Regions from separate parts of the Homo sapiens genome. Here regions 2 and 3 are each linked to region 1. Evidence: read pairs that join two places in POLR2A ChIA-PET (ENCODE). Cell type or tissue: HCT116. All regions are shown on one strand.

Region 1 (2,500 bases):
AGACCCCTCCATTTCATGTTTTGTGATTTGAGCAACAGACTGGAATCTACTTGAAATTTGCAAATGGTCTTTGACTTGGGCTTTCCAATTTTGCTCTACTTCACAGTGTTTTCTGGGTTATATACAAGGGAGATGATCCAGTCATTTGTTAAGCACCTCAAATAAGACATACCCTAGATTTTTTTTGTTTGTTTTGTCAAATTGGGATTATTTTTGTGTCTTTGGAGAATATAAAATACTAATATGAGGTAAGCACTAAGGTTCTGAGATGGCCGTGGAAGAGATGACAAACTCCATCACCATGCCTGAGAGTGTCCAATCGTCTCTGCGGGGGCCACATCATTTTGTATTACACTGTATTTGAAATAACAACAACAACAAAAAACCCTTCAAGATTCATAAAATTGGACAACTGTCTTTGTAACACTTCTAGTGGTAAAACCAGTAAGGATGGCTAGTTTGCAACCCATCTGAGCAGCCTCTCTGGTTTCATAGATATGTTTTCTCTCTGACATTGAACGGCTTTCAACTTGAAGCGGAATGCTACATCACAAAGATAAACAGGTTTGAAAGGAACCGGTTTTCCTTGTAATCCTAAACGTTCAAGTCTGCGCATTAAAAGACATTATCTGAAGAAGGGTGCACAAGCTTCCTGTTGGCCGCCAGAAGGGTTCTCTGCAGGACACAGATCAAGTACCACAGTCTTAGGGGGAGACCAGACGCGGGGTCTCTGCGAACCTCCCCAAAGGACAATGGCAGGAGGAAAAGGAGAAAGAGACAGACGTCACTTCCTCCGCCAGCTCCGGCAGCGGGTTGATGGGCTGAGTCGGCGGAGGGTAGGGCGGAAGAGCAGACGGGGACTGGGAAAGGCGCTGTCGGTGACATCACGGATAGGGCGATTTCTATGTAGATGAGGCAGCGCAGGGGCTGCTGCTTCGCCACTAAGGAGTTCCCGTGCCGTGGGAGTGGGTTCAGGACCGCTGGTCGGACCTGAGAGTCCCAGCTGTGTGTCAGGGCTAGGAGGGCTGTGGGTGGTGGGGGGGGGGGGTGGGGGGGGGGGGGCGTGCGCGGGGCAAGTGACCGTGCGTGTAAAGGGTGAAGCGTGTGAGGCTGTGGCGGGGCGGAGAGTGCAAGAGTTCATACTTACCTGGCAGGGGAGATACCATGATCATGAAGGCGCTTTTCTCATGGTCGCGGCTTATCCATTGCGTTCCAGATGTGCTGACCTCTGCGATTTCCCCAAATGTGGGAAACTCGACTGCATAATTTGTGATAGTGGGGGGCTGCGTTCGTGCTTTCCCCTGGCGCTTTTGTGGTGCGAATAGTAGATGAGCCGTAAGTGTTTTTGTAATTCAGGGTGCGGGCTCGTGTTTTGTGGCTGTGTTCTGTCCGGTCAGTTGTTTCCGTTCGCAACGGTTAGTTTTCCTTTGTGAGGCCATGTTTAGGGACAGGTTAGAATTATCCACTTACTCTCTCGGGAGGCGAATTTCAGTCTCTGTTGGTTGGGGTATTCTCCCAGGTTAGCTGCCGCGGTACTTGCTAGGTGGAGCTCAGGGATCAAGGGTCGGGAGCTTTCTGGTTTGTTCAGTGCTCCCAGGGCTTCTAACATCTCTTAAAAACTCTGGTGTTTTCTGTCATCCTCGGAGTTACCTCTTAGCCTCTGTTTTTTTTGTTGTTTTTTTTCCCCCCCTCCCTAAGACAAGTCTCGCTGTACCGTCCAGGCTGGAGAAGTGGCGCGATCTTCCCATCTCAGGCTCCCGAGTAGGACAACCGCACGCCACCACACCCGGCTAGTTTTTTCTCTTTTTTTTTCTTTTCTTTTCTTTCTCTTTCCTTTCTTTTTCTTTTTTCGTAGCGGTTTCACCATTCTGCTCAGGCTGGGCTCCAACTCCTGGGCTCAAGTGGTCCGCCCAGCCTTCTGAAGTGCTGGGATTACAGGTGCGATCCATCTTGCCCTGGCAGCTCCTGCTTTTCACCACAGCATTCACGGGAGTTTGTAGGATTTCTGTGCTGGGGAAACGTGTACTCAGTTAATAGAGCCAGGTGGAAGTTGTACTCAGAACTGGTGGTTTTCTTTGGAATGAAAACCGTGCATGTTGGGGGCTCTTAGTGTCCCCGTTCGGTTGTAGACATAACACCCTTGCTTTGTGTAGGGGGAGGGCTTTGCCCGTGCCCTGGTGCCCCGGCGCAGGGCATCGAGGCCTGCAGATCAGAACCGCAGTCTAACCTATGTCTTGGCGGAATACCCTGCTAATTCTCCCTGGAATGTAAGATGGGAGGTCTTGCGAGGAGGTTTCTACAAGTAAGAAAACAAATTTCCATTCGGTTTTTATTGACAAAATTGAAAATTATAATAACTGAGTCCAGCCTCTCAGATGACAAATGTCTTTTGCACTGAGAGCTGGGAACCGCCGCTTGCCTCAGCTCCTGCGTGCAGGTGCAGCCCTCGCTTCCCTCCACACTTTCTCCAGCGGGTGTCAGTTCCTCCACAAGAGGCAGA
Region 2 (2,500 bases), 130 kb before region 1:
TCGTCATGTTGGTCAGGCTGGTCTCGAACTCCTGACCTCAGTTGATCAGAAGTAGGTGAGGTCAGAAAACATACCCTGGGAAATGCTGGCACAATGCCCAGAACCGCCATCTCTAGGCCTGGGGTTTTCTTTTGTAGTGGAATACTAGTATTCATGCAATGCAGGGACAAGACCAATTAGATACTTCTGGGAGTTAAAAAGAGATGAATTTACAGTGCCATTTGAGAAGGGGTATTAAGGAATTTGCCAGGGTACTGACGCGTGTCAGGTGCAAACTGCAGGTTGAAAGAGAGCTAAGTATTTTCTGTCCATGAAGGTGATAAGGGAGGGCCTGAAGAAAGACGGACCGGGAAGGACACTGGCGCCAGAAGTAGGAAAGGGCTGCTTGGGGGTGGGAAGGATGGGTCGGGGTGCTATCTAAAAAGTTGCCTGGCAATGGATGTAGGATATGGAAGCGAGACATCAAACAAGAAGTTGTCATTTAAATAAAGTCTGAAGAAAGACTAGATATGTAAACAGCAGGAGATAATAGGGAAACTGGACCCCGCTGCTCATAAAACTTCCTGCCTTATATTTCAGGGAGGATCGCAGCGCATTTCAGCCAAGACAAGTAAGACTGCGGTTCTGACCTGCGGGCCTCCACGAATTGCATTAGGGCACCTGGGCTCCGGGAAAGCCATTCCCCTACACAAAGTAAGCGTGTTATGTCTGCAAATGAACGGGGACACTAAGAGCCCCAAAGGCCCTGCTTTCATCCCAAAGAACAGCGCCTGTCTGCGTAGTTTGTACCTGGCTCTATGAGGTGAGAACACATTCCCCGCTAGCACAGAAATCCTACAAACTCCTGAGGGGGCTGCGGTTAGAAGCAGGGGCTGTGTAAAAGGTGACTCTGGGGGCTAGAGAAAACCACGAAGATTTTCACAGAGCGTGAGAACCCAAGACACTGGAGACCATGGACCAATCTCTGCAAAAAGCAGCCCTGCGTAGAAAGGGAAGAGCTGTACGGCCTTCGCGCTAGTTTGTTTGTGTTAAGGCTGACGCTCCCTATTTCTCCTCAGTGGGAGAAGCGACATCTTAATTCCTATTTCCCAGCCTTCCACTGTAAGAATAACACGTCCAAGACACAAATCAATGAAAGAAAAAAGTAGCCCTTAGAGTACAGCGTATTCTTGAAACTACAAAAAATCAGGGGAAAGCGCGAACGCAGTACCACTACCACAAATTATGCAATCGAGTTTCCCACATTTGGGGAAATCGCAGGGGTCAACACATCTGGAGTGCAATGGATAAGCCTCGCCCTGGGAAAACCACCTTCGTGATCATGTTATCTCCCCTGCCAAGTAAATATGAGCTCCTGCACCTCCGCCCCGTACGCCTCACCCTTTACACGCACGGTCGCTTGCCCCGCGCACCCCCCAGCCCTCCTAGCCCTGACACACAGCTGGGACTCTCCGGCCGGACCAGCGGTCCTGAGCCCGCTCCCAAGGCTCGGGAACTCCTTCGAGGCGAAGCAGCAGGTGGGGAAGCAGCAGCTCCTGCGCTGCCTCATCTACATAGAAGTCGCCCTATCCGTGATGTCACCGACAGTGCCTTTCCCAGGCCCCATCTGCCTTTCTGCCAGTCAGCCGACCAACCCGCTGCCTGAACCAGCAAGAGGAAGTGACGTCTGCCTCTCCCTTTTTCCCTCCCGCCCCGGCATCTGTTTTCGCCCAAAGAAGCTGGTCCTTAGCCTATCTTGTGAAGCAAACTTTCGGTGGCCAGATGGAGCCTGGGTACTCTTCTTCACATAATGACTTTTATTTCGCAGACTAGAACGTTTAGGACTACAAAAGAAACCGGTTTTCTTCACATACTTATCCTTGTAATGTAGCATTCCGCTTGAAATTGGAAGCCGTTCAATGTCACAGAGAAACCATATTTATGAAAGTAAAGAGGCTTCTCAGATGACTGCAAACCAGCCTTCCTTACTGATTTTATCACTGGTAATGTTATAAAAACAGTTGTCAAGTTTAATGAATCTTGTAGTTTTTTTTATTTTTATTTTTATTTTTTTCCAAATTCAGTATTGTGGAAAAATATGCTGCCACAGAAGAAATGATTGGACACTCTCAAATGTGGTGTTGCACTTTGTCATCTTTTGCACAGCCATCTCCAGACCTTATTGCTTACCTCGTGTTAGTTTTTTATATTCTGCAAAGACAAAACCAAAATAATCCAAATTTGACAAAAATACCTGGGATACATCTTATTTGTGATGCTTAACAAATGTCTGGATCATCTTTTCTTATATGGGATTATAATGCAGGAAACACTGTGAAGTAAGCAAAGTTGGAATTCCCAAGTCAAAGACCATTTGAATATTTACAAGTAGATTTGAGACAGGAATAATACAGGGTGGTCACAGGATAACAAATTCTAGGCAGCAGATTTACATGACTTGAGGCTATGGGCTGATAAGATGCTGAAAAACCAGGGTGTGGACCAAGCTGGCTAAGACTGA
Region 3 (2,500 bases), 120 kb before region 1:
TTAAAATGCATTAAAGGCCACTGCACTCCACCCTGGGTGACAAGAGGTGACTGTGTCTCAAAAAAACCAAAAACACTCCCCCCTCACCCCAAAGCATTAGACGTCAAGGCTGGCAGGGATGTCTGTTCTCTTGAAAGTTCAATATCAATTCAATACTTTAAATTCACTGTAGTTTCAATCCATTGGTATGGAAAGTGTTTTGAATTATTGTACTGATTTTTTTCTATCCTCTTTCTGATACGCATGCTAATCGTATGGACCTTGGACATCTACCTTCCTGAACTTTTCTCTCCTGTTTTTACATTATTATTTTGGTTTGTGGGAAATATTCTTGACATTATCTTCAACTTAATTTTTGTTCTTGCTTCTACTATTTTAGTTTAATTTCCAAGTATTTTGATATTGAACTTTCAAGAGAACAGACATCCCTGCCAGCCTTGACGTCTAATGCTTTGGGGTGAGGGGGGAGTGTTTTTGGTTTTTTTGAGACACAGTCACCTCTTGTCGCCCAGGGTGGAGTGCAGTGGCCTTCAATGCGTTTTAACGAAGATATGCACACAGTGCCACATCATAAAGATAACCAGGTTTGAAAGGAATCGGTTTCCTTTGTAATCCTAAACGTCCTAGTCTGCTCATTGAAAGCCATTATTTGAAGAAGGGTGCACGGGCTTCCAGCTGGCTGCCAAGTGGGACCTCCACAGGACACAGATTAAGTACCCGCTTCATTGCGGCAGACGAGGGGCGGGGACAGGAGGGAAAGAAGGGACAGGCATAAGTCACTTCCCCCGCCGGCTCCGACAGCGGGTAGGTCCGCTGAGGGGCGTTGGGTGAGGCGGAAGAGCAGACGGGGATCCGGAAGGCGTTGTCGGTGACATCACGGAGAGGGCGATTTCTATGTAGATGAGGCAGCGCAGGGGCTGCTGCTTTGCCACGAAAGAGTTCCCGTGCCGTGGGAGCAAGTCTGGGACCGCTGGTCGGACCGGAGAGTCGCAGCTGTGTGTTAGGGCTAGGATGGCTCCGGGATGCGCGTGACGCAAGTGACCTTGCGTGTAAAGGGTGAGGAATATGAGGCTGCGGCGGGGCGGAGGGGTGTGAGCTTATACTTATATTTATCTGGCAGAAGAAATGTTATGATCACGAAGGTGGTTTTTCCAGGGCAAGGCTTAGCAATTTTACTCTGGATGTGCTGACCCCTGTGATTTCCCCAAATGAGGGAATCTCGACTACATAATTTGTGGCAGTGGGGAACTGTTTGTGCTTTCCCCTGGATTGCTGTCGTTTTAAAAGTGGATTTTGTTTGCTGTGGAAGCATATACAACGCGTTAGTATAAACTAATAAACAGGTCTTTGTTCCCATCTGTCACTTACTTTCAAAGTAAAGATTTTGTCAGGTAGTGGTTGGTTCTCACGCTTGTAATCTCAGTAGTCTGTGAGATGCATTGATAACTTTATGTTAATACCGCTCGAGCTCTGGAGTTTGATGTCAGTGTGGTCAAATATGGTGGACCCGTCTCTACTAATCTCTTAACTTTTTTTTTTGTTCTATAGAAATAAAACTAAGCTTTTCTTTTCCCTATGGGAGCCCACTGTAAACATTTATTAACAGCAAACAGTTCACTGGAGTGCATGGCTTACTGCAACCTCTGCCTCCTGCCTTCAAGCTATTCTCCTGCCTCAGCCAGAGAATACTCGATCTCCTAGGTAACTGAGATTACAAGCGCAGGCCACTAAAAAATTAGGCCCGGCTAATTTTTTGAATTTTTGGTAGAGACAGGGTTTTACCATGTTGGCCAGGCTGGTCTTAAACTCCTGACCTCAAGTTATCCGCCCGCCTCGGCCACCCAAAATGTTGGGATTACAGGCCTGAGCCACCGCGCCTGGCCTGTTTACAGACTTTACAGACAGATTTTGTTTACAAGCTTTACACGCACGGTTCAGTTGCAGTTAGTGTATATTATGCTGGGCCCAAGACAAGTGTCTTTTTTTTTTTTCCCAGTGTGGCCCAAGGAAGCCAAAATTTAGACAACCCTGCTCTAGAGGGTTTGATTCATGTTTCCACTGGGTTATGCTTATTGCCTGTAATTCCATTTGATATTTTCCAAATTTGATTTTTTAAAAAGCGTTTTCCTGAAGCACCCTAAAGCTTTCCTAATAATATGGGAACTTAAACCAGATTGGATGTGACAAAACCCTGCTGGAATCCTGCAACTTCTAACCTTAATGTTAGATCAAGAAGCAAAACACCCACCAGTCCAAGGGTCAGGGAAGATGAAGATCATGCCTGAGCTGTAACAACGCCCTTCCCAGTATACAAAAGCGTGTAACAGCCACTCGAATTCTATCTTCCAAGTGTCTCCTGTTGCCCAGGCTAACCTAGAGCTATCTAAAGATGGCAAATCTGGGAAATGTGCATTCAGCTTGGCAAAACTGATACATTACAAATCCACCACAGTCCACTTCTTCTCAAAGTGGCATCAATGTGCACCTTCCTCCTCCTCCT

What was found. Peaks named below come from ENCODE experiments on the same cell type or tissue, not always from the same donor. Only the 100,000 strongest peaks of a DNase experiment are listed, where the experiment ranks them.
Region 2: POLR2A ChIA-PET joins it to region 1 with 13 read pairs; 22 of 35 experiments call an interaction of 5 or more read pairs at or near these places.
Region 3: POLR2A ChIA-PET joins it to region 1 with 11 read pairs; 4 of 35 experiments call an interaction of 5 or more read pairs at or near these places.

What each region holds. Positions count from the first base shown.
Region 1 is chr1:148,521,462-148,523,961 of GRCh38, forward strand. It overlaps RNVU1-27 (RNA, variant U1 small nuclear 27), which reads left to right and starts at 1,140; the gene lies at 1,140-1,304. RefSeq lists an enhancer at 696-755 and a silencer at 1,056-1,375. In HCT116, no CTCF peak of the experiment used is centred here; DNase peaks (open chromatin) are centred at 802 and 1,240; H3K4me3 peaks cover 812 bases; H3K27ac peaks cover 532 bases.
Region 2 is chr1:148,387,304-148,389,803 of GRCh38, forward strand. MIR6077 (microRNA 6077) reads left to right here and starts at 979; the gene lies at 979-1,060. It also overlaps the pseudogene RNVU1-2. RefSeq lists an enhancer at 282-1,121. In HCT116, no CTCF peak of the experiment used is centred here; DNase peaks (open chromatin) are centred at 1,168 and 1,638; H3K4me3 peaks cover 1,681 bases; H3K27ac peaks cover 1,765 bases.
Region 3 is chr1:148,401,610-148,404,109 of GRCh38, forward strand. It overlaps RNVU1-3 (RNA, variant U1 small nuclear 3), which reads left to right and starts at 1,106; the gene lies at 1,106-1,266. It also overlaps the pseudogene PDE4DIPP6. RefSeq lists enhancers at 406-1,111, 737-966, 997-1,046, 1,057-1,106. In HCT116, no CTCF peak of the experiment used is centred here; DNase peaks (open chromatin) are centred at 792 and 1,242; H3K4me3 peaks cover 1,301 bases; H3K27ac peaks cover 841 bases.